3 separate regions of the Homo sapiens genome follow, and all the other regions are linked to region 3. A link is a loop called in an ENCODE intact Hi-C map of the cell type or tissue named here. Cell type or tissue: CD4-positive, alpha-beta T cell. All regions are shown on one strand. Links, peaks and the distances in the headings refer to the core of each region. The heading gives the core; the rest is flanking DNA. Region 1 overlaps HNRNPF (heterogeneous nuclear ribonucleoprotein F). Region 2 holds the start of LOC283028 (a long non-coding RNA gene). Region 3 overlaps ZNF487 (zinc finger protein 487).

What was found. Peaks named below come from ENCODE experiments on the same cell type or tissue, not always from the same donor. Only the 100,000 strongest peaks of a DNase experiment are listed, where the experiment ranks them.
Region 1: it touches region 3 in a loop (6-fold over the local background); 95 of 110 quality-filtered maps call a loop at or near these places.
Region 2: a loop joins it to region 3, with 7 times the contacts of the local background. A loop is called at or near these places in 6 of 110 quality-filtered maps.

What each region holds. Positions count from the first base shown.
Region 1 is chr10:43,385,931-43,395,738 of GRCh38, reverse strand. It overlaps HNRNPF (heterogeneous nuclear ribonucleoprotein F), which reads left to right. Exons shown (of 4, transcript NM_001098204.2): 3 at 1,051-1,109; 4 at 7,803-9,808. The coding sequence starts at 7,855. The coding sequence ends at 9,102. Among named protein-coding and RNA genes, the nearest start is that of HNRNPF, 18 kb to the left of the region's middle. RefSeq lists enhancers at 1-402, 8,011-8,510, 8,511-9,012. In CD4-positive, alpha-beta T cell, for the core only: CTCF peaks have their summits at 4,622 and 4,821 (motif pointing left); a DNase peak (open chromatin) is centred at 4,838; H3K27ac peaks cover 1,372 bases.
Region 2 is chr10:42,747,825-42,757,632 of GRCh38, reverse strand. LOC283028 (a long non-coding RNA gene) reads left to right here and starts at 2,430. Exons shown (of 1, transcript NR_136644.1): 1 at 2,430-6,449. It overlaps LOC105378269 (a long non-coding RNA gene), which reads right to left and starts at 2,491. Exons shown (of 2, transcript NR_134498.1): 1 at 2,208-2,491. It also overlaps the pseudogene DUXAP3. RefSeq lists a silencer at 1,578-1,872. In CD4-positive, alpha-beta T cell, for the core only: a CTCF peak has its summit at 4,316; DNase peaks (open chromatin) are centred at 3,172 and 4,292; H3K4me3 peaks cover 1,485 bases; H3K27me3 peaks cover 2,969 bases.
Region 3 is chr10:43,458,044-43,467,851 of GRCh38, reverse strand. The region is part of intron 1 of ZNF487 (zinc finger protein 487); the gene reads right to left. It also overlaps the pseudogene RNU7-193P. Among named protein-coding and RNA genes, the nearest start is that of ZNF487, 26 kb to the right of the region's middle. RefSeq lists enhancers at 2,952-3,615, 9,354-9,808. In CD4-positive, alpha-beta T cell, for the core only: CTCF peaks have their summits at 5,581 and 5,780 (motif pointing right); a DNase peak (open chromatin) is centred at 5,791.

The sequences.
Region 1 (9,808 bases), core at 1,735-6,734, 70 kb after region 3:
GATCATTAAGATGACTGGGTTCCACCCTTTAGATCCTTGAACAAGTCGGATTGTTGAAGCCTTTTGAAAACCTGATTCCAGAGTACTTGAAACTGTTTCACCCCTGAATAGGTTTCCTAATAAATGTAATGCTTTCCATTTGTACACCCCCCCAATAGTGTCTTAAGTAATAATCACTGGAAGTTTGCAAGACAAGGCAGATTTGATTATCTTCATGTTAAGACAACAGGTTCAGCATAATTAGCTGGTTTTACTAATTCCACATTTCCAAAACTCAAGCAGCTTAGTTCTCAGAATTCCATAGCCCTCAGCCCGTGTCCTAGTCCTTTGGGGCAGCGTTTTTACTGGGATGTTGGTGATCTAGTGATTATGATGTATGTTCTAGTGAAGCATATTTCAAAGAAGTTACCCAATAAAACTGAAAGTGTCTTTTGGATGTGTCTCCACACTGCTTACAGAGGGGTTCCTATAAATCAGACTGAACAATTTCTAGCAAGCACCCTTGCTCCTTGCCCATGCTATCCCAGTGAAAGAGGGGTCTTAAGGTCAAGTCCCCTGTGGTTGTCACTTCTCCCCCACCCATCTCCCTCCCAAGTGCCCTGCCCCCGATATTTAAATTTCCTCCCAGCACTTAGGGTCCTCAGTGTACAAACTTAGAATTGGGCAGAGGCGGGCGGATCACCTGAGGTCAGGAGTTTGGGACCAGCCTGGCCAACATATTGAAATCCCATTTCTACTAAAAATACAAAAATTCGCTGGGTGGGGTGGTGCACGCCTGTAATACCAGGTACTGAGGCAGGAGAATCTCATCAAGAGTAAATCTCATCAAGATCAATAAGGCGTTTCCCTTTTGTTGTGCTCTGTATTGCCCTGTGAAAAGATAATACTTCCAAAATGCTGTTAGGTGGATGGGGTGTGAGATTTAATTTAAACCCACGGGCTATATAAAGGGCTTCCCAGCTGTTTCTGTCCTTACCTGGAGTTCTGATCCCAGAGCCAGTGCCTAGGATCTGAGACCACACAGCCAATATCGCTCTGTTTTTTTTTTAGGACATTTCATTACCATCCAGAAGTGTCTCCCACTGAAGGCATCCGTGGTTGTTTTTAAGGTAAGCTATTTTAAGAAGAGCCCCTTTTCAGCTGCAGTATTTATATTTGTTATACTCAAATTTGTTTAGCAGCCTGGAGTGAAAAAAGTTTTGTCCCTAACATTAACCTTGAGCAGGACACCACAGGGCTCTTTTCAGCTTGAGTTTTAGTTAATGAAAAGCCTTAGGACTTCTGAGAAATGGAACAGAAAACCAATTCTGGAGTAAAAATAAGCAGTAAGTGTTTTAAGTGTACACATGTGTTTTGGAAAGGAATGGTCTCTTCGCCTTGCCTTCAGAGAGGAAGTAATTTTGCTTCTGAAACATTTCCTGATGCAAAACACTTATGACATGTAAAAGATTAGGCATTTTAAGTAATTCTTCTATGAAATGTTTTTATTTTTTATGCTGCTTGTATGTCTTTTTCAGCCTAGCCAGGCCACTGCCTTCTTGAGGAAGGTGTTGACCCCCCTACACATGGGCAACAGTTAATCCTGGCTAATCTTGGACCAGCTGGGTCAAGTCTGTGCTGAGGATGGGGTCATGGTGGCCAACAAAACAGGCACAAGTTTCTCCCCAGTAGGCTCCTATTGTGGGTTTAAGACCCCTTTAACAACACAAGAGTGCTGTGGTTAGTGTAGAGCATGAGACTTAATTTGGATAATGAGAAGACCTTTGAGAAAGGTGGTGTATTTGAGCTTAGACCTTAAGGATTAGTGGGATTTAGGTAGACAGAAGGTTGAACAGAGTATATTTGGGGAGAGAATTAACCATGAGTGTCAACTATGTGCGTCACATCCCTGAAGGGGCAGAGAGCTTGCCACATTCCAGGAGAAAAAAGGAAGTGATGTGAGCTTAGGTAGAAGAGTGTTGCAGGCAAAAGTTGCAAGGCCTGAGGGACCCCATTGGGCCTGTGGTCCTTGTTCTGAGGTCAGTGGGAAACCACTGAGGACTTGGATGCAGGACAGTAATGAGTTTTAAAAGTACACGTGAGCCGTAGATGGGATTGCAGTAAGGCCTAGCCACTGTGCTTGGAAAACTTTTTTTTTTTTTTGAGATGGAGTTTTGCTCCTGTTGCCTAGGCTGGAGTGCAGTGACGCGACATTGGCTCACCGCAACCTCTGCCTCCCAGGTTCAAGCGATTCTCCTGCCTCAGCCTTCCTGAGTAGCTGGGATTATAGGCATGCGCCACCACGCCTGGCTAATTTTGTATTTTTAGTAGAAACGGAGTTTCTCCATGTTGGTCAGGCTGGTCTTGAACTCCTGACTTCAGGTGACCTGCCCGCCTCAGCCTCCCAAAGTGCTAGGATTACAGGCATGAGCCACTGCGCCCGGCCTATGCTTGGACTTATTTAAAAGATATATCGGTAATCTGGAATTGGCTGTTTGTACATACAGGAATTAGAATAGGAGAAATAACAATATGAGGTACAGAAAGAAAATGACAATTTGATAACTCCCATTACAAAGAAAAGAATTACTGAGTTCATAGGCTGCCATTCAACGTGTTAGGAACAGGGTAGAGCTGTGAGGCACCTTTATTGCTGAGGAAATGGAAGAGTTGAATAGGATTTAGGGATGAGGATACTGTGGAGAATGGGATCACCCAAGGGAGTTGAGTTGATTGGATTTGAGGGCTTGGGAGAAGGTCAAGGATTACTCCAGTTTCCTTCTAGAGCCTCTGGGTGCAGGTAGGGGCAGTCATGTTGCTATTGGAGTGTGACAGAAGAGAGAATGTGAGGTTTAGTTGTGGCACAGAGGAGAACCTGTGGAGTGGAGTTGTGTCTACCCGTCTAGGCTTCAGGGAGCCGAAGACTGGGGGTTTGTGTATCTCCTGACCCTGGAGATGATTATGGAGACCCTGGGAGCAGGTGAGTCCACTGAGAAGAGGACTTGGGCCCAAGCCTGATTCCCTACAGTTAATGGTTAAGGAAGGACTCAGAGACTGTCTAAGGAATTAACTGGAAAACCAACAGTAATTGCCAACAGGAGTGAAAGGGAGAGGATTTCCAGGAAAGAATGGTTAAGTAAGATGAAGATAAAAACATTTGCTCTTTTTCTTGCCATGGAGATCTGTATAGTAGGATCATGCAGTTTTTTTGTTTGTTTTTGTTTTTGAGACGAGTCTCTGTCGCCTAGGCTGGAGTGCAGTGGCACGATCTCAGCTCACTGCAACCTCTGCCTTCCAGGTCCAAGCGATTCTCCTGTCCCAGCGTCTGGAGTAGCTGGGATTACTGGCGCCCGCCACGACGCCTGGCTAATTTTTGTATTTTTAGTAGAGACGGGGTTTCACCATGTTAGCCAGGATGGTCTCGATCTCCTGACCTCATGATCCACCTGCCTCAGCCTCCCAAAGTGCTGGGATTACAGGTGTGAGGCACTGTGCCCGGCCAATTTTTCTGTATTTTTAGTAGAGACAGGGTTTCACTATGTTGGCTAGGCTGGTCTGGAACTCCTGACCTCAAATGATCTGCCTGCCTTGGCCACCCAAAGTGCTGGGATTACAGGCGTGAGCCACTGCGCTCAACCTAGGTGTCCACCACTATGCTCGGCTAATTTTTGTATTTTTGGTAGAGGCGGGATTTCACCATGTTGGTCAGGCTGGTCTTGAACTCCTGGCTCCGGTTATCCACCCTCCTTGACCTCCTAAAGTGCTGGGATTACAGGCGGTGAGCCACCACACGTGGCCTTGATCATGCAGTTTTAATGGAGGGGAGTGGAAGTGACAGTAGAGGCCTTTTGACAAGATTTTGCTGAACAAATCAACAAGTAGCTAGAGGCAAAGTTGGCACAGGGGAGGTATGACATGATTGGGTAGAACTGAGCATGTTTAATTACCAAGTAGACAGGGCTCAGTGGAGAAAGGGGAAAAGGAAAAAAAGAAGAAAGCATGGCTCCGGGGTATGTGAGGTTGGACCCAGAGCAGAGCTGTTGTTCACGATGTCCGCTGTAAGGGGCCCACTACGTGCTTACAAACTCCTGGACTCTGACTTGACTTCACAAAGTCCACTTCCAAGAGTAATGTCAACCAGCTGGAGAGGAGGTGAGAGTCTGTAAGGCTGCCCCAGACATCTGAAGGGCTTTGGACAAGCAGGGTGCTGGGGTAGGACAGTGGGCGATATTGAGGGCCCGCTTACTCTATGGCTGTTCACTCTGATTTTCTTTTTTTTTTCTTGTGTGGTGGGTTTTTTTTTGGAGTTAGTCTCGCTCCGTCACCCGGGCTGGAGTACAATGGTGCGATCTCCACTCACTGAAAACTCCGCTTCCTGGGTTCAGGTGATTCTCTTGCCTCAGCCTCCGTAGTGGCTGGGACTACAGGCGCCCACCACCACGTCCAGGTAATTTTTTTTTTTTTTTTGAGACAGAGTCTTGCACTGTCGCCCAGGCTGGAGTGCAGTGGTGCGATCTTGGCTTACTGCAACCTCTGCCTCCCAGGTTCAAGCGATGCTCCTGCCTCAGCCTCCCAAGTAGCTGGGACTACAGGTGCCCACCATCACGCCCGGCTAGTTTTTTGTATTTTTAGTCGAGACAGAGGTTTTGTCTATTGGAACTCATGATCTCAAGTGGTCCCACCCACCTCGGCCTCCCAAAGTGCTAGGATTATAGGTGGGAGCCACTGTGCCTGGCCTCACCCTGATTTCTACAGTATTTCACAACTTGGGGGCAGCATTAGCCACCAGAGAACATTTGGGAATGTCTGGAGACATTCGGTTGTCAGAACTGGAGGTGGAGGGTGCTACTGGCATCTAGTGGGCAGAGACCAGGGATGCAGCTAAACATCCTACAGTGCCTGGGCCTGCCTCCACAACACAAAGAACTGTCTGGTCCAAAATGTCAGTAGTCCTGAGGCTGAGAAATTGTAGCTTAGAGGCACCGTTTCGCCTGGCTGTGTGCAGCTGAGCCACTCAGTACATCCATGGAGTAGTCAGATATTTGTTTGGAATCTTCCAGAGCTCTGGTTTTACTGGGCGCGTACAGTTAAGAAGTTCATTGAATGAATTCCATGTATTGTGAGGAAGGAATGTAAAATGATACTTGCTCTAAGCTGGATTATGAAGAATGAGGAGAGAAAGAGGCTGTGTGGATAAGGAAGCCAAGGTCTCTACAAAGGAGGGGGATAGCAGTTGTGGTGGAGGGAGTAGGATGTGATTAGGTGGGGTTTCCTGCAGGGAATGGTGAAATCATTGGAGGTAGGAGTCCAGGAGAAAATGGTTAGTGGATTATGGCTTCATCTCCCCTACCCGGAACGATGGCTGGACCTAAGGCTAGGAACAGAACTCGAGGGAGGCCTTCAGATACTTTTCATGAGTGAGGAGCAAGACCAGGGTATGGTCAAAGACAAAAGGACAGGCGGTGCCTAGCCTGACCCAGTGTTGGGAATGGAATTGCATAAGAAGCCCCCACCTGTAATTGAGCTGTCCCAGACCCATTATCCCAAGAGACACAATACAAACTTGCCCTGACTCTCCAAGGAGGAGCTTCTGAACTGTTAGCACAGAATTCCCTCCGTGGACAGGAGAGGAAGAATCTGCTGTGACCTTGCTCTGCCAGATCAGCATGTTGCAGTGGCCATATGCAGGGGATTTAGATAAGGCCCTGGGGAGGCGGAGACCATTACTTTCTAAGGTGGAGGCTAAACCCCAGGGTTTGTTGCAGACCCAAAGCACAGTTTGAGAATTGGGGATAGGATTATTTATGCCCAATCATTTGCCGTTCAGGATTATTTTATAAAAGTTGATGGAGTTTATGTACATAGTCAATAATTTGAGGTGGGCAATGAGCAATCCAGGTTAGGCTCCCCTTGACTCTCTTCCCAGAGGCTTCCATGTTCCACTCTCATTAGCAAGGGTGACATCTTTTAGTTAGGCTGTATACTTTGAAAGCCCTTGCATTCCAAATCACAGTTCGTGAGTAAATGCCGAGTGTTTGGTCTTGGTGATGTGTTCAGGATATCACATACTGTTCTGTTTCATTTGTGCCATTATGCTTGTTATTGGGAGAGGAGACACATCTTGTTATCTTTATAATCTGGTGTAGACACAGGTAAATTTGAAAGATTTACACAATTATCCTTTTAGACGTTGTCAATTTGAAATGATGAAGCACTGTATGATAATATGTCATTATCTGCAATGGCTACATCAAACTTTAAAATTACTAATTTTCCCTGAAGCTAGTGCAGTTGAGCATTTATTTAGTATGAATTTGCTTTTCCTTTTCTTAAATTACACTTACCTTTACTTTTTGTCTGTTTTTTAAATTGTGGGGTTTTCTTATGGAGCTTTTTTCCCCACATGATGAGCCCATATTTCTTGAAAAGGCCACCAGCTATATCTATTATGCTTGATGTAAAATGACACTTTGAAACATTCGATTTCCAGCTGTGCATGGTGGCTCACGCCAGTAATTCCAGCACTTTGGGCAGCTGAGGTGGGCGGATCACCTGAGGTCAGGAGTTCAAGACCAACCTCGCCAACATGGTGAAATCCCGTATCTCCTAAAAGTATAAAAAATTAGCCGTGCGTGGCGGCTGGTGCATGTAATCCCAGCTACTCAGGAGGCTGAGACAGGAGAATTTCGTGAACCCAGGAGGCGGAGGTTGCAGTGAGCCGAGACAGCACCACTGCACTCCAGCCTGGGCGACAGTGAGACTCTTGTCTCAAAAAAAAAAAAAAAAAAAAAAATTCCATATACTCCTATGCTCTTTTTGAGCGTCACCCTTGACAGTGTTCATATAAAAATACGTCTTTGGCCCCATGATACTGCAGTGTTTTTCTTGCTTGTGACTATGTTATAGACCCTGCTGTCTAGGTCAGCTGCTCCTCTTTCTCAGAAGACTGCCTTCCAGTGTGTGGTTGGCCTTACTCTGAGTTTGGACTTCAGGTGCCATGTACCACCCTGGTGGGAAGGGCATTTCTCAGCCCTCTTGCGATTGCCCTTTCTTCCCGATGCCCTCTTCCAGATCTTCAGCACAAGGCAGCAATTCTGCTATATTTTATGTGAACCTGTGAATCATCTGATCTGGTTTCTCCATTTATTTGCAGTGCACATAACTAAGTCTGCTGGTGAATTTGTCTGCTTGTCTGTATATGTCATCAGTTTGGCCTCATACTTGACTGGTATTTAGTTTGAATTGACAATTTAGGAGCAAAATCATAACTCCATAGACAGTGGAAGCCATTGCTGTCTTGTATCCTGGCAACATTACTGCTGATGAGAACACTAGAAAATCTTACCCTATGTTGTGGTTTAAAAACAGCCTGCTATGTTCCCATCCCTTATTTTTACTCATGAAAGTAAAAGTATCCTACCATAGACAAGCAGATTTACTAAATTTACTATTTTACCAAATGTAAGGCGTATAGTTTAGGAGGAACAACTCAGGAGCTCTTATAGGTGAACTGCCACATATTATCATGACAAATATGTGGAATAAATATAACAAGGAAATGCCCTTGCTCTAAACTGACTGAAACTTACATTTCTCTGTGTTCAAGGCACCACATTCACATGCATCGTCCTGTCTTGTAAACTCCTGATTTGTTTTTCAAACTGCCTGTGACTGATAATGTAATTTTTTGAGAGACCTGGAGTTAACTCTTAGCTCTCAATTGTATTTGGTATATTTCTTAATGTCTTGCTACCTCTCTCGTCTGTAAAATGGGGAAAATTTCTGTTGCATACTAAATAAATTTTTCTTTTTTTTTTTTCCAGCCACAAAAAAGCCACACCCAAGATCACCTGACACCCACCCTGACAAGTGTCCATGATGCTGGGCCCTGAGGGAGGTGAAGGCTTTGTGGTCAAGCTCCGTGGCCTGCCCTGGTCCTGCTCTGTTGAGGACGTGCAGAACTTCCTCTCTGACTGCACGATTCATGATGGGGCCGCAGGTGTCCATTTCATCTACACTAGAGAGGGCAGGCAGAGTGGTGAGGCTTTTGTTGAACTTGGATCAGAAGATGATGTAAAAATGGCCCTGAAAAAAGACAGGGAAAGCATGGGACACCGGTACATTGAGGTGTTCAAGTCCCACAGAACCGAGATGGATTGGGTGTTGAAGCACAGTGGTCCCAACAGTGCCGACAGCGCCAACGATGGCTTCGTGCGGCTTCGAGGACTCCCATTTGGATGCACAAAGGAAGAAATTGTTCAGTTCTTCTCAGGGTTGGAAATTGTGCCAAACGGGATCACATTGCCTGTGGACCCCGAAGGCAAGATTACAGGGGAAGCGTTCGTGCAGTTTGCCTCGCAGGAGTTAGCTGAGAAGGCTCTAGGGAAACACAAGGAGAGGATAGGGCACAGGTACATTGAGGTGTTTAAGAGCAGCCAGGAGGAAGTTAGGTCATACTCAGATCCCCCTCTGAAGTTCATGTCCGTGCAGCGGCCAGGGCCCTATGACCGGCCCGGGACTGCCAGGAGGTACATTGGCATCGTGAAGCAGGCAGGCCTGGAAAGGATGAGGCCTGGTGCCTACAGCACAGGCTACGGGGGCTACGAGGAGTACAGTGGCCTCAGTGATGGCTACGGCTTCACCACCGACCTGTTCGGGAGAGACCTCAGCTACTGTCTCTCCGGAATGTATGACCACAGATACGGCGACAGTGAGTTCACAGTGCAGAGCACCACAGGCCACTGTGTCCACATGAGGGGCCTGCCGTACAAAGCGACCGAGAACGACATTTACAACTTCTTCTCTCCTCTCAACCCTGTGAGAGTCCATATTGAGATTGGCCCAGATGGAAGAGTGACGGGTGAAGCAGATGTTGAGTTTGCTACTCATGAAGAAGCTGTGGCAGCTATGTCCAAAGACAGGGCCAATATGCAGCACAGATATATAGAACTCTTCTTGAATTCAACAACAGGGGCCAGCAATGGGGCGTATAGCAGCCAGGTGATGCAAGGCATGGGGGTGTCTGCTGCCCAGGCCACTTACAGTGGCCTGGAGAGCCAGTCAGTGAGTGGCTGTTACGGGGCCGGCTACAGTGGGCAGAACAGCATGGGTGGCTATGACTAGTTTTGTTAGGAACATTTGAGTTACTTCAATCATTTTCACAGGCAGCCAACAAGCAATTAAGAGCAGTTATAATAGAGGAAGCTGGGGGACCCATTTTGCACCATGAGTTTGTGAAAAATCTGGATTAAAAAATTACCTCTTCAGTGTTTTCTCATGCAAAATTTTCTTCTAGCATGTGATAATGAGTAAACTAAAACTATTTTCAGCTTTTCTCAATTAACATTTTGGTAGTATACTTCAGAGTGATGTTATCTAAGTTTAAGTAGTTTAAGTATGTTAAATGTGGATCTTTTACACCACATCACAGTGAACACACTGGGGAGACGTGCTTTTTTGGAAAACTCAAAGGTGCTAGCTCCCTGATTCAAAGAAATATTTCTCATGTTTGTTCATTCTAGTTTATATTTTCATTTAAAATCCTTTAGGTTAAGTTTAAGCTTTTTAAAAGTTAGTTTTGAGAATTGAGACACAATACTAATACTGTAGGAATTGGTGAGGCCTTGACTTAAAACTTTCTTTGTACTGTGATTTCCTTTTGGGTGTATTTTGCTAAGTGAAACTTGTTAAATTTTTTGTTAACTAAATTTTTTTCTTAAAATAAAGACTTTTTCACAATGACTGGCACAGATTACTCAGCAAAAGATAGCAAAACGGGTGGTTGAAGATAATTCATTTTAATCGTAATGTATTTTAGTGTGAATTTAAA
Region 2 (9,808 bases), core at 1,672-6,671, 710 kb after region 3:
TGTCCTGGGCAATGGGTATAGAGGATCAATAATCATTCTCTTCCTGAGAAAGGAAGCTCTCCTGGGCTGGTTAACCAGGCATCTGGCCACAAGCCTGGTCTAGTGTTGATGGGCTCCAGCAAGTGAGTCATCCCAACTAATTCCCCCTCTTCCAGGTTATCACAACAAGCCCAGCTCCAGAAGTGAAAGAGCTGGCTGCAGATGGGGGTGAGGCCAGATGAAAATGCTTTCGCTCCCCTCAACGGCTGCAGAGGGGGCTCTTGCAAAGGGGGTCATTGAACTGCAGTTTCTTCTGTCTCCAATCCAGAAAGAGCCTGATGGATTGATAAAGGTGTCCTGGGAAAGATTTTCAGTTCAAAGAGACAATCCCCTCCAGGAACTCCAGAAGAATTTTGTCTGGCGTTTAAAGAGTAAGAAGCTGCTGGGTGTGGCAGCTCACACCTGTAATTGTTGTGCTTTGGGAGCTACAGGCAGGAGGATCACTTGAGGCTAGGAGTTAGAGAACAGCCTGGGCAATACAGTGAGACGCTCCCCACTACAAAAAAAGCAAGAATACCCCTCTCTTTACCCCTACTTGAGAGACGTGACTAGAAGGCAGAAAGCTGGCTGTTGACGGGGGAGTCTCTCTCTTCAGGCAGAGGTAGGGCTGCTTCCTGGGACAGAGGCATAGATGGTATTTCTGGCTCTGCAGTTCCTGATGAAGACATACTGGGGCACCCAGGCTAACCTTTGGCAAAACTAGGAGCGGAACTCAGGAGTCCCTGATGCCAGCCTCGCTGATGCGATCCCCCCTCCCCTCCCCCATGTGTCTTGCTCCCTAGCTCCCTCCCCACCAGCTTCCAGGCCAGGACCCCCAGCTGGCTGGTGGAGGATGTCTTCCTCCTCAGCAGCTAGGATTTTTAAGTATTTATAGGAACATGGAACAGATCAGTGGCTGACAGGCCCAAGGAGCGTGCAGGCCCCTTCCCAGAGGTCAGCAGCTTCACTCCCCCTTCCTGCACCCCATCCTGATTTGACGGAACCCAGGATGACAAAGAGGGAGTAGGTGAGCAAGGTATGGGGTGGCAGCCTCCATAGGAGCTCAAAGGATGTATTTGTCCATCTGCCCTGGGCTCAGCTTCCACACTCCGAGTCACTCACATCCCTCCACCCTAGCCGGAGCTCACCTGTGTGCCCACATGACCAAGACCACACTGACCCCAAATGTACAGTTTCAACTCTCAACAATTCACTGTCACACTCACGTGTGTACACACATGCTTTCTAAATTCCACAGCCACATGGATGCTCACAGGCTCACACCTTTGCACACACACAGGCTCACTCACAGACCTACGGGGGGCCCAGATCCCGGTCATTCCCCACAGGTCTTTATAAGGGTTCTGGGAGGGAAACTTGTTTCCTGTCTAAGGTAGGGTGGGAGTGTGTGTGTGGGGGGGGAACGAGAGTGAATGTGAGAGTGCATGTATGTTAGTGTGGGTGTGTATGTGTGTAAGGAGCAGGAGTGACTGGGTCCTGAGTTTAGGGAGTGGGGAAGAGAAAGGAGAGATGGAGACAAGCGTGGACCAAGAGACACTCAGAGCTGACATCCTGGAAGGGAAGCCAGGCTGAGATAAGAGCAAGGCAAAGAAATAGACACCGACAAGGATCAAGCCAGGGCGGGGTAGGGACTGGGGACAGATCCCGCCCCCATGAGAAGCTGTCACATTGTTGCTCAGGTGGCCTGTGACAGCAGCGCCATCTCCAGCTGGAGCCTCCCCTCTCTGGATCTTGTCATTGTAACTTTGCTTTGCTACTTGGGCAGCCAGGAGTGGTGACAGGCAGGGAATATGGTGCCCAGGGCAGTTAGCCATGCCACTCCAGTCCGGCTGCCAACCCACCTGTCACTGCCCATCTCAACACCTGTGGGGGTGGGGGTGGGTACAGATGAAACCGGCGATCAGCTTGGCTACCCTTGCCTCCTAGTGCCACAGTGGAGGCTAGGGGAGCAACCGGCCTTCCTCCCCAAAAGGTGGTCAGGGTTAACCGCACTTTGCCCAGGTCACTGAAGCCTGCAGCTGAGCTTGGGGAGAATGGGCCGTCTCTGCTCCCAGGCACCCAGGAACTACTGGAGAGAGACAGGAACCAGCCTATGAGACAGGGGCTTAAGGAGGAGGTTGGAGAAGACACGCGTTTGGCATAAACCGGGGGCCCCTCTCTGCGCTCACCGAGCCGGCGGCCTGGGCGGTGCTGAGCCTGCCCCTGGCGGCGTTCGCCTGGGACAGCGCCTGAGCGGTGGCCGATCCCACCTGGATGTCCCGGGTCGGCTCCCACCCCACGCCGTCCCCGGCCGCAGTGGGGAGATGCTCGCGCTGGTCCTTGCCATACTTGGCTGCTGCCGGGCTCGGGGTCCCGCGTCGTACACGCCCCATCAGCCCTGGCCACCGCTCCTGAGGGAACGCCCCGGGGAGCCCTTCCGGGCCCCGACGGCTGCGGGCCCCGGAGCCAAGAGAAGAAGCAGGTCCCAGGGCCGACTCCGCAGCAGCATCTCCAGCTTTGTCCGGGAAGCAGAGGCCGCCGCCGGCCACAGTCGTGGGTGAGAAGAAGGGCGCGAGGCGGCCGGGGCTCCTGCCGGGCACCCCAAGTACGCGCCGGGCTTCTCCATGACAGCTGCGGCCCGGGCTGCCTGGGGCCTGGGACTCCGGCGCGGTCCGGCCGCGAGAAAGGCAGGCGCTGCCCCAGTGGGGAAGGGGCAAGGCTGCGGCTCCGGCCACCGGGCGGGGGCACAGAAACGACCCCGGCGCCGTCTGAGCGCCCAGCTCCGTTCCTGCCGCGGCCAAAAGACACCCGAGAGCGCCGGCGGCTGGGGGACCACAGGGCCCTGGAACTCACCAGGCGGCCTCGCGGCGCAAAAGCGGGCGGAGCCAGAGAAGGGGCTCGGCTAGGCGGCCACGCTCCCTCCCCGGAGGGCGGCGGGACTCGGATTTCGCCTCTGGTTTAAAAATTGTGCCTGCGGAGCCCAGGACGCTGGGAGGAGCGTTCTGCGCTCCTCCGGTCGCGGTCTCCGCACTAAACCGACTTCCAGAGCCGCCTCTGCTCCCTGTAGTGGCGGAGGGGCGGGCACCGAAGTCCCACCAAGTCGCAGGTCCTCAGCCTGGGGCATGCTTGCTATGCTCCGGATGCAGGGGGGTACTCTGCCTCTCTGCTCCCTGGGGGCCAAGGCGTGCGCTGCAGGCTGGAGCTGCGGCTCCGAGGCTTCCAGGAGCCCCGGCCCCGCCGTCGGTGGAGAAACGCTGGGGGCTTCGAGGTCGCGGCTTCCGGAAATCCGGTTACTGAGCGGAGTTGGGGGTCAGGTTCCAAAGGGATAGCGCCCCGGGTTGTAATCACCATCTGGCCCGCCGCTCCTGCCGCCGCGAGTCTACAGCGGAGCTATTGGGTGGACCAAGCGGGTGAGGCGCGGGCAGGCAGCGGCTCCGCCTCGTAATCCTCCTCCGACCGGTGCCCAGGGGCTGGCCCCACCTTTCCCTCGGTCACCCACCAACGCCGCTCCCTCGATCCCCAGCACCCCTCCAGGCCCAGTTCGCTTCAGAGGCGCGAGACCCGGAAAACAAGGAAGAAGCGAGCTCAGCCTCAATCCCCGTCCCCACCCCACTTTCGGGGCCGCTGCGCTGGAGAATTGAAGGGGGCGGACCCCGGATTAAAGCCGCTCCCTTCCCAGCCTCGCTCCTCTTTCCTTCTGTCCGTGATGATTTCTTTATTGTCAGGCGAGAGCCAGGCTCCCCGCGCTCACGGGACCGGGCGGTTGGGAGCGGGTTCTGGAGCTCACGCCTGGCGTCGGCGGAGGTGACCCCAGCGCCCTCGCCCGTGCAGGGGAAACAGCTGGTTCCCGCCCGGATGGGGAAACCTGGACTGCGTGGGCTCGGGCGCCTGGCAGGCATGCGGGGCCTCTAAGGCTTGGCCACTGTCACGGGTCCTGTGGTTGTTGCTTCTCCCCTCGCCACGCCCTTCTCCTGGGACGGAGATTCATTCCCTGGCGGGTGTCGGGGACCTGGGCGCAGATTCATTCCCTGGTGGGTGTCGGGGACCTGGCGCTCTTGCAGGGACGCCCCCCGGAGTCTGATACGTGGACTTTAAGATCAGACGCTTCGGGGCCGGGCTGGGAAAAACTGGCGGAAAATATTACAACTCTACTCTCAATGCCAGGCTGTTGTAGAAGCTCCTGGGACAAGCCGTGAAGTCTCCGCAGGAGGCTTCAGAGATATACTAGGCGGCTGCTCAGTTCGCCAAGGACTTTTCCATTGACTCACAAGCGCCGCCTGGAGGAGGAGGCCGCGCTGGACGCGCCGGCGGCGCCTTTGCCTGGGGGAGCGCAGCCCGGAGCTGTGGCGTGGCCGCGCTGGGAGCGGCGTGTCAGAGGCTGGGCCTGGGGACCCGAGGTTGGGCGGGGCGCAGGAGGTGGGCTCAGGGCTCTCCAGAGCACTCCCCTGAGCTGACCCGCAGGACTGCCGGGCCAGTAGGCACGGGGCCCGCGCGGTGACCTGCGGCCTCGAGGCTGGAGCAGCCACTGCAAACGCCGCGCTGGCCCCAAACACTGCGTCCTTGAAATGTTTTAATTAAGAATAATTAATAGGGCCGGGAGTGGAGGCTCAAGCCTGAATCCCCAGCACCTGGCGAGGCCGAGGAGGGAGGATCCCTTGAGCCCAGAGGTTCAAGACTAGCCTGGGCAACACAGTCAGACTCCATCCCTACAAAACAAACAAACGAAAATAAAACAAACGAAACGAAATGAAATTAGCCCGGCGTGGTGGCGCGGGCCTGTGGTCCCAGCTCCTCGGGAGGCTGAAGCAGGAAGATGGCTTGCGACCGCACCACTGCGCTCCAGCCTGGGAGACAGAGCAAGACCCTGTCTCGAAAAATGTGTATGTCTGGGTAAATGTATAGATTTTAAAACTATTTTGAAGGCGGCCTTTTTAACTCTAAACTGACCACTCTGGAGGAGACGCCTGACCCAGAGCGCTTTCCCTAAAGTTCGGTGCCCAAAGTGCACCTTCCCATGGTTGGGGTCTCTGCCTTTCGCCAAGCCTTGCCTCTTGCAGAGGTGGGCTCCATAGTGTCTCCCGCTCCGCCCCAACTGGAGAACAGTGTAAATTGTCGGCCGGGCGCGGGACCTCATGCCTGTAATACCAGCACTTTGGGTGGCTGAGGCGGGCAGATCGCTTGAGGTCAGGAGGTCGACACCAACCTGCCTAAACATGGTGAAACCCCGTCTCTACTAAAACTACAAAAATTAGCCGGGCGTGGTGGCGGGCGCCTGTAATCCCAGCTACTCAGGAGTCTGAGGCAGCAGAATTGCTTGAATCCGGGAGGCGGAGGTTGTAGTGAGCCGAGATCGCGCCACCGCACTCCAGCCTGGGCAACAAGAGTGAGACCGCGTCTTAAAAAAAAAAAAAAAAAAAAAAGAATTGTCAACCAGAGGGAGCGGCAATTCAGAAGCACGCTGAAGCCAAGTCCTCAAGACTAGAAAGCATGAAGCAGGGGAGGCGTTTTGAAAGCTTAAGGACAAAAGACCATGGGCCTGGATGGCTGATTCCGGGATCGGCATCGTAATTTGTTGAGAAGGAGGCCGTGCTGTGCTGCCAGTTATTAATGGGTTTAATCGGTTGATACACAGCCCTACTGGCCTAACCAGTAGCCCAGGGCCCGAGAGGATTTGCAGGTCGTGTCAGAATTTGATTGAAGTTCCTTCCACTTGGCATAAGGAGACACCATCAGCCTGATTGAGAGGGTCATGGTGAGATGGAGCCCGCCAAGGTGGCAGCGCTGAGCTGACCACGCCACGGACCATAGAGTGGGAGCCTTTCCTGCCCCCTTAACCGCAGCTAACATCAAAAGCACTGGTATGGGCTGTCTAACTGGAACCTGAGTTGGTCTTTGTAATTACGATTCTTTTGGGTTTATTTTGCCAGTTCATTATCCACCCCCCTGAAATCAGGCCTCCCAAATTTAGCAGGTGCTGGGGAGGACCCCAGGGAGTGGCTTGTGGGGGCTAGCTGGTGAAACTACCCTTTCCTTTCTGTTCTATGAGTGTGATGGTGTTTGAGAAATATGGGGCTATGGTTCAGGCGCACTTCACATGTGCAAAGATGGAGAAAGCACTCACCTGCACATTTAGGCTCAGAATATTGATTGAAACATTTTGAAATATCAAAAATAAAATGTTATTTTTAAAGTTTCTCTGAGATTTCGCTTAAGTTTTGGTAGATATTCTTAAATTTTAGTGACCTCAGTTTGGGAATTCAGTAAGCCAAATATTGTATCCTTATTATTAGTTATATAGAACTATGCCTTAGACTTTGTTAGAAACTTCTGCTTCAGCTTGACTGACTCATTTTCCATTTCTGGTTGTACAAAATGAACTGACACTTTAATGCTGTGGCCACCTTTAAATAAAGTACAATGTGACAAAAAAATACAAATGTTTTCAGAGATAAATGCATTCTTTGACATCTGAGGTTACAGCAAATCTATTCTTCGCCTGCTTGCTTGTTCAGAGTTGTAATATTTGCTTTGGTGTAGAGCTGAAGACACAAATTGGTAACCAGTGGAATTATATGGCCTCAGACTTATTTATTCTCATCATTTGTTTCGCTCATATGCAAATTTATTCTGTACCAGGAAATGTCAATTTAATTATATTCTACAGTACACAGTGAATCATGTAAAGTTAGTCAAGTTGTAAATACGCTAGAACCATATAAGCTCACAAAAATATATCAGCGCATGATGGGTAAGTGACCTTCCCCTGAGAAAGCATATCTGTTTAACTTGCATGATCTCACCCTTTAGTGTTTACTTCTTTAGTCTACATTTGTTTCTCAGTTTTAAGTATAATCATGATATGAAGAGACAAGTGAAATCACCACAATTTTGTTTCCAAAATGTGAGACCATGCAAATACTGAAATGAGATTGAATATCCAAAATATCAAACCACAATTATGGCTTTGCTTTACTTTTTGCCTGTTTAAGTGACATGTGGCCTACAATAGTTGGTAGGTATTCCTACCACAACCTTGCTTAGAATAGTGGTTGGCTAAATATAAACTTTAGAGATGAAGGTGGTTCTATACCCAGATTTCAGAGTGACTGCTATGTCCACTTTACTTTCTTTAAAATACATATTTTTTTCATTTTCATTTTCATTTTCTTCTTGGTTGACTTACTTTGGCTTAGGGATTTTTTTTTTCCCTTATGATCTCAAGAAATTTTTCTCATTTAAAAAGACATAATCGTGCCAGGTGTGGTGGCTCACGCTTGTAATCCCAGCACTTTGGGAGGCTGAGGTGGGTGGATCACCTGAGGTCAGCAGTTTGAGACCAGCCCGGCCAAAATGATGAAACCTCGTGTCTACTAAAAATACAAAAAATAGCTGGGCGTGGTGGCAGGTGCCTGTAATCCCAGCTACTCAGGAGGCTGAGGCAGGAGAATCGCTTGAACCCAGGAGGCAGAGGTTGCAGTGAGCTGAGATCACGCCATTGGACTCCAGCTGGGTGACAAGAGCGAAACTCTGTCTCAAAAAAAAAAAATTGTAACTTTTCCCATATAAAAAAAAAAAACACAAGATCTGGAATACAGAGAGAAGCATAAAGCTTTGCAGGTCATAGATGTAATCTTCCAGGAAAAATTTCTTTCAGATGTGACCAGAATTGGAAACATATTCCCTGCCGTCAGATAGCACTGGCTTAGGAGATGAATGAGGAGGAGTCTGCAGGCTACCTCGAGGATAAGAAGGAGGCAAAAGGCAAGCACAGGGGCAGCATGCACTCAGACTAGGGCTGCTCCTTCCTGGGCAAGTTTCAGAAACTCACTGACAGAGCTAGAAGCTCCCATAGAGATGAATGCCCACATTTTCCAGATGGGAGAACTGACGCTTAGAAAGGCTGAATGACTTGTCTAAGACTTTGGGGCCAGAACAGGGATCTTATTCCAGTATTTCTTGCATGAAACCATTCTACTTTCCACGTTTCTAATTTATAACTTTTTAAAGGTCATTTTAAAAAGGAAATAACATAAACATCAAGTCTGGAGGCTAGTGGTGGGATTATTCGCATTTATTTTTCCACTTGACTTGACATTTCAGGGCAATAGTGATGCTTAAGTAAAACCAAAATTATCCTGGGAATATAAAAAATAATATATCTGTTTACATTTTGGTGTGGGATGAGTAGAATCTTGTTTTCAAATTCCTTGTTTGAAAGGCTATTAAGAAGAATACATCCTCACTTAACAGTTTTCTAATTCCTTGGTGGTATCCTCTGTCCCTTGGTAACATGTGAAAGTAGAGCACACTTTTCTATTTTTGTTCCTGCTGCACCCCTCATAAGGTGAAGCACGCATAGAGCACTCCCAGGGTCAGTGTGAGCCCAGTACCAGCTCAGGCTGCCGATGATCCAGAGTCGGATTCCACCTTCCACTCAAATGGCAGCCACAGGTAGACGTGCCCATCACAACCAACTCCGTGCGGTAATAATCTCTGTTTATTCTACAAGTGGTTTCCACACGAAAAATGGCACAATGTTTCTCCGAGGATAACTACATAAAAATCAGCATACTTAAATTCACAGCAAATATTCAGACAATTGATGAAAACACTTACCCAAACAGTAATTGTAGACTATGCCTTCTGAATATATTTTTCATAAACTTGCAGTAAGGAATCCTCACAGGCACTGAACAATTCAAAAAACGCAAAGCTGTTTGTTAGAATACTGGTGATTTCAGGTAGAAACTCATGCATATCCTGGTAAGGGTTGAAGTTGCACAGGTGTTTTCATTTGTCAAAGCCCAGAAAACCATAAGCTTTAGATTTGTAAATTATGTTGTATTATATGCAACCTTTCTTTTTAAAAATGAGCTGTAAGTGGTCTCCCAGACAGTAGCTCAGCCTCCAGGACTCTCTTCCATCATGGCCAAAGACACCTCTTCACACAAGATGGTAGCAGCAAATCATAGGTGCAATCACACCAAATTCACAGAAGATCAATTGAAAATCCTCATCAATACCTCCAATCAAAAATCTTACCCAGGTTATGCTATGAAACAAAAACTTGCTTTAGAAATCAATACAGAAGAGTCCAGAAGGCTTGTTTAATGCTTCTAAGACTTTTCAGTGGGTTAGTCTAAATGATAAGTGTATTTTTAAAATTTTTAATAAAAATGTATAATTTTTAAGTAAACCTTTCTGTTAACAGTCTTGATTAGAGGATTTTAATTATGCTTAGAGATAATACATCTGTATCTTCTTCTATTTCATTTGAAAAGTACCACTTTTCAATGTCACACCCATAATGAGGCAGAGTCTAGCTCTGTTGCCCAGGCTGGAGTGCAGTGGCATGATCTCAGCTCACTGCAATCTCCAACTCCCAGGTTCAAGCAATTCCCTACCTCAGCCTCCGGAGTAGCTGGGATTACAGGCACACACCACCACACCTGGCTATTTTTTTGTATTTTTAGTAGAGATGGAGTTTCACCATCTTGGCCAGGCTGGTCTTGAACTCCTGACCTCATGATCCACCCACCTCCATCTCCATCTTCCAAAGTGCTGGGATTACAGGCATGAGCCACCGCGCCTGGCCTTTTTTTTTTTTTTTTTTTTTTTTTTTTTGAGACAGAGTCTCGCTCTGTCACCCAGAATTGAAGAGCTAGGCACAGATTCCAGAAAAGACCAGAACCTGACTTTAGATTCAAGCCACAGCCATGGGCAAGATCAACCTGGTGTGGAATTTCAAAGTAGAGAAGCCAGACAGTGTCATACCACCTATAGCGCCTCT
Region 3 (9,808 bases), core at 3,803-8,802:
CTTACAAATTTTTCTTTTCTTTTTTTTTTTTTTCTGAGATAGAGTCTCATTCTGTTGCCCACGCTGGAGTGCAGTGGCACAATCTCGGCTCACTGCAACCTCTGCCTCCCAGGTTCAAGCGATTCTCTTGCCCCAGCCTCCCGAGTAGCTGGGATTACAGGTATGCACCACCACACCCAGCTAATTTTTGTATTTTTAGTAGAGACAAGGTTTCACCATGTTTGCCAGGCTGGTATCAAACTCCTGACCTGAGGTGATCCACCAGCCTCGGCCTCCCAAAGTGCTGGGATTACAGGCATGAGTCACAACGCCTGGCTACAAATTTATTTCTTAAACAATAAAAGTTGAAGGTCGGGCGCAGTGGCTCACACCTGCAATAACAGCACTTTGGAAGGCCGAGGCAGGCAGATCACGAGGTCAGGAGTTTGAGACCAGCCTGGCCAATATGGTGAAACCCTGTCTCTACTAAAAATACAAAAATTAGCCAGGCGTGGTGGCGTGCACCTGTAGTCCCAGCTAGTCGGGAGGCTGAGGCAGAAGAATCACTTGAACCCGCGAGGCAGAGGTTGCAGTGAGCCAAGATTGTGCCACTGCACTCCAGCCTGGGCGACACAGCAAGACTCCGTCTCAAAAAAAGAAAAATAAAAAATAAAACTTGAAAGTCAAAATTACTCCTTGGCCGGGTGCGGCGGCTCATGCTTATAATCCTAGCACTATGGGAGGCTGAGGCAGGCAGATCACTTGAGGACAAGAGTTCAAGACCAGCCTGGTCAACATGATGAAACCCCATCTCTACTAAAAAAAAAATACAAAACAATTAGCTGGGTGTGGCAGCAGGCACCTGTAATCTCAGCTACTGAGGAGGCTGCGGCAGGAGAATCGCCAAACCTAGGAGGTGGAGGTTGCAGTGAGCCAAGATCACGCCATTGCAATCCAGCCTGGACAACAAGAGCTAAACTGTCTCAAAAAAAAAATTACTCCTTGATCCATGGGCTGTAGAATGGATGCATGCTAGTAAGCATGAAAACAACATTAATTTCATACCTCATAGCTCTTATGTGACTAGCTTGTCAATGAGCAGTAACATTTTGAAAGAAATATTTTTTCTGAACATTAGGACTCAATAATTTGTTTAAAATAATCAGTAAACCAGCTGGGCATGGTGGCTCACGCCTGTAATCCCAGCACTATGGGATGCCGAGGCGGGTGGATCACAAGGTCAGGAGTTGGAGACCAGCCTGACAAACATGGTGAAACCCCGTCTCTACTAATAATACAAAAATTAGCTGGGTGTGGTGGTGCGCACCTGTAATCCCAGCTACTCAGGAGGCTGAGGCAGGAGAATCAATTGAACCCAGGAGGCGGAGGTTGCAGTGAGCTGAGATCACACCACTGTACTCCAGCCTGGGTGACAAAGCAAGACTCCATCTCAAAAAAAAAAAAAAGAAAGAAAGAAAAAAAGAAAAGAAAACAAAAATTCAGTAAACCATGCTATAAACAAATATGCCAGCCAGGCACAGTGGCTCATGCCTGTAATCCTAGTACTTTGGGAGGCTGAGACGGGTAGATCACCTGAGATCAGGAGTTGGAGACCAGCCTGGCCAACATGGTGAAACCCTGTCTCTACTAAAAATACAAACAAGCTCCAGCTCCCTCTCCCTCTCCCTCTCTTTCCACGGTCTCCCTCTGATGCCGAGCCGAAGCTGGACTGTACTGCTGCCATCTCGGCTCACTGCAACCTCCCTGCCTGATTCTCCTGCTTCAGCCTGCCGAGTGCCTGTGATTGCAGGCGCGCACCGCCACGCCTGACTGGTTTTCGTATTTTTTTGGTGGAGACGGGGTTTCGCTGGGTTGGCCGGGCTGGTCTCCAGCTCCTAACTGCGAGTGATCCCCCAGCCTCGGCCTCCCGAGGTGCCGGGATTGCAGACAGAGTCTCGTTCACTCAGTGCTCAATGGTGCCCAGGCTGGAGTGCAGTGGCGTGATCTCGGCTCGCTACAACCTCCACATCCCAGCCGCCTGCCTTGGCCTCCCAAAGTGCCGAGATTGCAGCCTCTGCTCGGCGGCCACCCCATCTGGGAAGTGAGGAGCGTCTCTGCCTGGCCGCCCATCGTCTGGGATGTGAGGAGCCCCTCTGCCTGGCTGCCCAGTCTGGAAAGTGAGGAGCGTCTCTGCCCGCCCGCCATCCCATCTAGGAAGTGAGGAGCGCCTCTTCCCGGCTGCCATCCCATCTAGGAAGTGAGGAGCGTCTCTGCCCGGCCGCCCATCATCTGAGTTGTGGGGAGCACCTCTGCCCCGCCGCCCCGTCAGGGATGTGAGGAGCGCCTCTGCCCGGCCACGACCCCGTCTGGGAGGTGAGGAGCGTCTCTGCCCGGCCGCCCCGTCTGAGAAGCGAGGAGACCCTCTGCCCGGCAGCTGCCCCATCTGAGAAGTGAGGAGCCCCTCCGCCCGGCAGCCGCCCCGTCTGAGAAGTGAGGAGCCCCTCCGCCCGGCAGCCACCCCGTCTGGGAAGTGAGGAGCGTCTCCGCCCGGCAGCCACCCGGTCCGGGAGGGAGGTGGGGATCAGCCCCCGCCAGGCCAGCCGCCCCGTCCGGGAGGGAGGTGAGGGGATCAGCCCCCCACCCAGCCAGCCGCCCCGTCCAGGAGGGAGGTGGGGGGGTCAGCCCCCCGCCCGGCCAGCCGCCCCTTCCGGGAGGGAGGTGGGCGGGTCAGCCCCCCGCCCGGCCAGCCGCCCCATCCGGGAGGGAGGTGGGGGGGTCAGCCCCCCGCCCGGCCAGCCGCCCCGGGAGGGAGGTGGGGGGGGTCAGCCCCCCGCCCGGCCAGCCGCCCCGTCCGGGAGGGAGGTGGGGGGGTCAGCCCCCGCCCAGCCAGCCGCCCCATCCGGGAGGTGAGGGGCGCCTCTGCCCGGCCGCCCCTACTGGGAAGTGAGGAGCCCCTCTGCCCGGCCACCACCCCGTCTGGGAGGTGTACCCAACAGCTCATTAAGAACGGGCCATGATGACGATGGCGGTTTTGTGGAATAGAAAAGGGGGAAAGGTGGGGAAAAGATTGAGAAATTGGATGGTTGCTGTGTCTGTGTAGAAAGAAGTAGACATGGCAGACTTTTCATTTTGTTCTGTACTAAGAAGAATTCTGCCTTGGGATCCTGTTGATCTATGACCTTACCCCCAACCCTGTGCTCTCTGAAACATGTGCTGTGTCAACTCAGGGTTAAATGGATTAAGGGCGGTGCAAGATGTGCTTTGTTAAACAGATGCTTGAAGGCAGCATGCTCATCAAGAGTCATCACCACTCCCTAATCTCAAGTACCCAGGGACACAAACACTGCGGAAGGCCGCAGGGTCCTCTGCCTAGGAAAACCAGAGACCTTTGTTCACTTGTTTATCTGCTGACCTTCCCTCCACTATTGTCCTATGACCCTGCCAAATCCCCCTCTGCGAGAAACACCCAAGAATGATCAATAAAAAAAAATAATAATAATAAATAAAATAAAAATACAAACAATTAGCCGGGCATGGTGGCACACACCTGTAATCCCAGCTACCCAGGAGGCTGAGACAGAAGAATCACTTGAACCAGGAGGCAGAGGTTTCAGTGAGCCAAGATCATGCCACTGCACTCCAGCCTGGGTGACACAGTGAGACGTTGTCTCAAAACAAAAAAAAAAAAAAGAAAAAAAAAGTTTTCCTTTGCATTTACATTTGGGCTGTTCGGCACAAGAGGCCTAATTTAGGCCTGTCTTGGCTTTTGATATATGCCTTCCTCATTAAGCTTAAGTATTTCTAGCTTCTGATTTAAAGTGAGAGATGTATGACTCTTCCTCTCACTGGAACACTGAGAGGCCACTGCAGGGTAGTTACCTACCCTAATTTCAATATTGTTGTGTCTCAAGGAATAGGGAGGCCAGAGGAAAGGGAGAGAGAAAGGGGAACAGCCAGTCAGTGAAGCAGTCAGAACACAGGCAACATTTGTTAATTTTAACCATCTTATATACGGTCAAAACAATTACAATAATAATAACAGAAATCACAGATCACAGATTGCCATAATAGATAATAAAAAAAAGTCTGAAATAGGGCAAGAATTACCAAAATGTGACCCAGAGACACAACATGAGCACATGCTAAAAAAAAAAAAAAAAGAAAGAAAGAAAAACAGTTGTGAGGCTAGGTGAGGTGGCTCGTGCCTACAGTCCCAGAGCTCTGGGGGACCAAGGTGGGATGGGAAGATCACTTGATGCCAGGAGTTCAAGACCAACCTGGGCAACATAGTGAGACCAAGTTTCCACCAAAAAAAAAAAATTTTTTTTTTTTTTCGAGACAGTGTTTCACTCTGAAACCCAGACTGCAATGCAGTGGCATGATCTCGGCTCACTGCAACCTTAGCCTCCCGGGTTCAAGCAATTTTCCTGCCTCAGCCTCCCGAGTAGCTGGGACTACAAGTGTGCACCACCACGCCTGGCTAATTTTTATATTTTTAGTAGAGACAGGGTTTCGCCATGTTGGCCAGGCTGGTCTCAAACTAATGACCTCAGGTGATCCACCTGCCTCGGCTTCCCAAAGTGCTGGGATTACAGGCATGAGCCATCCGCCTGGCCCAAAAAGAAAATTTTTTTTTTTGAGATGGAGTTTTGCTCTTGTTGCCCAGGCTGGATTGCAATGGCGTGAACTCGGCTCACCGCAACCTCTGCCTCCTGGGTTCAAGCAATTCTCCTGCCACAGCCTCCCGAGCAGCTGGGATTACAGGCATGTACCACCTCACCCAGCTAATTTTGTATTTTTAGTAGAGACAGGGTTTCTCCATGTTGGTCAGGCTGGTCTCAAACTCCCGACCTCAGTTGATCCACCCGCCTTGGCATCCCCAAGTGCTGGGATTACAGACATGAGCCACCGCACCTGGCCAAAAAAAATTTTTTAATTAGCCAGGCATAGCCAGGCATGGCTGTGGTCCCAGCTACTCAGGGGGCTGAGGCAGGAGGATCCCCTGAGTCGAAGAGTTCAAGGTTACAATGAGCTAAGATCATGCCACTGCACTCCAGCCTGGGTGACAACATGAGACCCCTATCTCTATTTATAAAAAAAAAAAGAAAGAAAAAAAAAAGGCCGGATGCAGTGGCTCATGCCTGTAATCCCAGCACTTCAAGAAGCTGAGGCAGGTGGATCACGAGGTCAAGAGATCGTGACCATCCTGGCCAACATGGTGAAACCCCACCTCTACTAAAAATACAAAAATTAGCTGGGTATGGTGGTGCACACCTGTAGTCCCAGCTACTCAGGAGGCTGAGGCAGAAGAGTCGCTTGAACCCAGGAGGCCAAGGTTGCAGTGAGCTGAGATCACGCCACTGCACTCCAGCCTGGTGACAGAGGGAGACTCTGTCTCAAAAAAAAAAAAAAAAATGTTGTCTACAGATTTGCTCAATGCCGGGTTTCCACAAACTTTTAATTGTTAAAAAAAGAAAAAAGAAAAAAGAAAAAAAAGCACAATATCTGCAAAGTACATTAAAGCAAGGGACAATAAAACGAGGTGTGCCTGTAATCAATGATTACGTGGCTAGAAAGCCACGTAAGAGGGTTCAGGCATAGTAGTTCAACCCTACAATCCCAGCACTTCGGGAGGCAGAGGTTGCAGTAATCTGGGGTCGTGCCACTGCACTCCAGCCTGGGCAACAGAGCAAGACTCCATCTCAAAAACAAACAAACAGAAAGAGTAATTCACTAGATAATTTTTAAAAAAGAAAGTCATGTTAAGAGGAAGACTGAAGATTTCACCACTAGAGGTCACTGCTGACCTTAACTAAAAGGACTGGGATAGAATTAAGGCTTTGAGTTCACTACAGACCAACCTTGGAGATAAAGAGACAAAAAGCAAAGTAAACTGTGAACAATTTTTGGTCTGAATGGGGTTATGTGAACTAGTGTGTGTGAGACATAGCTTTGCCCTGGAACAAACACACCTGCCACCCACCTGGGGATGACAAATGACAAGGTAGAAACAAACAACTAGGACTTGTATCAAGTTCTAAAGGATAATTTCCCTAATATAAAGAAATTAAATCTATAATTTTAAAATTATTCATAAAGAAAAGCCAGACCCTAGAAAAATTCACTGCTGTAATTTTACAAGCAATTAAGGAATAAATAGCACCAATCTTACACAAGCACTCATGGAGAATAAAGAGAAAACACTAAACATGTTTTCTGAAACAGGCATAAAATTGATATAAACCTAACAAAGGCCGGGGGCAGTGGCTCATACCTGTAATCCCGATGTTTTGGGAGGCCAAGACAGGAGGATCACTTGAGCCCAGGAGTTCAAGACCAGCCTGGGCAACATAGCAAAACACCATCTCTAAAAAAAATACAAAAAAGTAACCAGGCATTATGGTACATGCCTGTAGTCCCAGCTACTCAGGAGGCTGAGATCAGAAGATTGCTTGAGCCCAGGAGTTCAAGGGAGAGGTGAGTTATGATCATCACACCACTGCGCTCCAGCCTGGGTGACAGAGCAAGACCTTGTCTCAAAAAAAAAAAAAAAAAACAAAAGACTGGGCCGGGCATGTTGGCTCACGCCTGTAATCCCAACACTTTGGGAGGCCAAGGCAGGCAGATCACCTGAGGTCAGAAGTTTGAGACCAGCCTGACAAACATGATGAAACCCCATCTCTACTATAAATACAAAAATTAGCCGGGTGTGGTGGCTAACGCCTATAATCCTAGCTACTCAGGAGGCTAAGGCAGGGGAATCGCTTGAACTGGGGAGGTGGAGGTTGCAGTGAGCCGAGATCACGCCATTGCACTCCAGCCTGGGCGATGAGAGCGAAACTCTGTCTCAAAAAAAAAAAAAATTAAGATATTAGAAGAGGCCGGGTGTGATAGCTCACGCCTGTTATCCCAGCACTTTGGGAGACCAAGGTGGTGTTAGATCACTTGAGGCCAGGAGTTCAAGACCAGCCAGGCCAATATGGTGAAACCCTGTCTCTCTAAAAATACAAAAATTAGCCAGTCCTGGTGGTGCCTGCCTGTAATCCCAGATACTTGGGAGGCAGAGGCACAAGAATCGCTTGAACTCGGGAGGCAAAGGTTGCAGTAAGCTGAGATAGGGCCACTACACTCCAGACTAGGCATTAGAGTGAGACTCTTTCTCAAAAAAAAAAAAAGACTTTTAAGAAAGGAAAATAACAGCCAGGCATGGTGGCTCATACCTGTAGTCTCAACACTTTGGGAGGCTGAGGCGGGTGGCATCTGAGGTCAGGAGTTCAAGACCAGCCTGGTCAAGATGGTGAAACCCCATATCTACTAAAAATACAAAAAATTAGCTGGGCATGGTGGCAGACACCTGTAATCTCAGCTACTCAGGAGGCTGAGGTATGAGAATCGCTTGAACCCGGGAGGCAGAGGTTGCCATGAACTGAGATCATGCCACTGCACTCCAGCCTGGGCGACAACTTGGTCTCAAAAAAAAAAAAAAAAAAAAGAAAGAAAGAAAACAACAGACTCTTTCAGGAACAAAGACACAAAAATATCTAACAATTTGTCATGGAATATATTTTAAAAGGATAAAGCAACAATATGACTTTGTTCCTGGAAAATAGGCTGATTTAACATTTGAAAATCAAAACATTAATAAAATTAACTCAATCCATAGGTTAATATCAATCAATCCACTGAAAAAGAATAAAACAATATAATCATCTCAATAATAATTAAATTCATTCTTCTGGTCTATTAGCTAAAAAAATAATAATAATTCAACGGCCGGGCACGGTGGCTCATGCCTATAATCCCAGTACTTTGGGAGGCCAAGGCGGGCAGATCATGAGGTCAGGAGATCGAGACCATCCTGGCTGACACGGTGAAACCCTGTCTCTAACTAAAAATACAAAAAATTAGCTGGGCGTGGTGGCAGGCGCCTGTAGTCCCAGCTACTCGGGAGGCTGAGGCAGGAGAATGGCGTGAACCCAGGAGACAGAGCTTGCAGTGAGCTGAGATTGAGCCACTGCACTCCAGCCTGGACGACAGAGCGAGACTCCATCTCAGAAAATAATAATAATAATAATAATAATAATAATAATAATAATAATAATAAACTCACAGCCTGAGCAACACGGCAAAACCCTGTCTGTACAAAAAATAAACAAATTAGCCAGGCATTGTGCTGTGCACCTGCAGTTCCAGCTACCTGGGAGACTGAAGTCAGAGTTACCTGCAGTGAGCTGTGATCGCAACACTGCACTCCAGACTGCGTGACAGAGTGAGACCTGACTTAAAAATTTTTTTTTAAAAGTTCAATACCCACTGGATGATAAAAAGTCTCAGCAAACCAAGGGCCAGGTGCAGTGGCTCACGCCTGTAATCCCAGCATTTGGGGAGTCCAAGGTGGGTGGATCACCTGAGGTCAGGAGTTCGAGACCAGCCTGGCCAACATGGCAAAACCCTGTCTCTACTAAAAGTACAAAAACTAGCCAGGTGTGGTAGCATACACCTGTAGTCCCGGCTACTTGGGAGGCTGAGGCAGGAGGATCACTTGAACCTGGGAGGCGGAGGATGAAGTGAGCCAAGACCATGCCACTGCACTCTAGCCTGGGAGACAAAGTGAGACTACACCTAAAAAAAGAAAGAAAGAAAGAAAGAAAAAGACTGGATACCTTGGGAACAGCAATAATGAGAGGCAGGAAGAGGAAGAAGACTTCACGGACAAGACAGAAAAGAAATAATTACAGAGGAAGGACTAGATCAGAAACCAACTGAGAAGACATTTTAGGGAGATTAAACATGAGCATCAACTGGACAGAATGCTCAATTAAGGCAAGCACTAAAGTATCCATGACATTTGGATACCCCTACCAGGCAGATCCAGCAAGTCATGTTGTTCAAAATAAGAAAGGGAAATGTGGAGATACTTGCCAGAAAATACAGCTTTAACCTTGCTGTTGTACAATCTACACATACATTTAAGGAGTGTATCTGAAGGTGACATAATCCATTCTTTCATGCAGCTATCCCAGCTTCTATGCCTGGATCAAGCAGGACCATCAGAAAGAGGTCTATGGGACCAAGGTGCCTCCATCCCTAGAAATGTACTGACTGAGTACTCGACCCACACGAAGTACTCAATTACAAGCAGCAGACTGCACTGATTTCTGGTACTCACTGAAAGACTGAAGACTCTCTACTAAGTCATCTACAGGAAGACCGGAAAAACAATGTTTTTTAGACTTCAATGCCAAGAACTGTTTTTTGTTTTTTGTTTTTTGTTTTTAAGGGGCTTTCCAGGGTGAAAGGAAAATAAATCTTGGGGCACCAAAATCACTAAGCTAAAGAGAAAAGTCAAGCTGGGAACTGCTAAGGGCAAACCTGCATCTCACTCTATTTAAAGTTACCCCTCTGCTCACTAAGATAAATGCAAAGCTGATTGCCTCCTTTGAAGAGGCTAATTAGCAACTCAAAAGAATGCAACTATTTGTCTCTTCTGTACCTAAGACCCCGGAAGCCACCTGCCCTTCAAGTTGTCCCACCTTTGATTCCAGTTGTCCTGCCTTTCCGGACTGAACCAATGTTCATCTTACATATATTGATGTCTCATGTCTCCCTAAAATGTACGAAACCAAAGTGTGCTCTGCCCACATTGGCGCATGTCATCAGCACCTCCTGAGGCTGTCATGGGCGCGTGTCCTCAACTTTGGCAAAATAAACTTTCTAAATTAACTGAGGCCTATCTCAGATATTTTGGGTTCACACTGGCAAAAACTGGAAAGCCTGCCAGACAAATTCTAAAAGAGCTGTAACTCTTTTTTTTTGTTTTGTTTTGTTT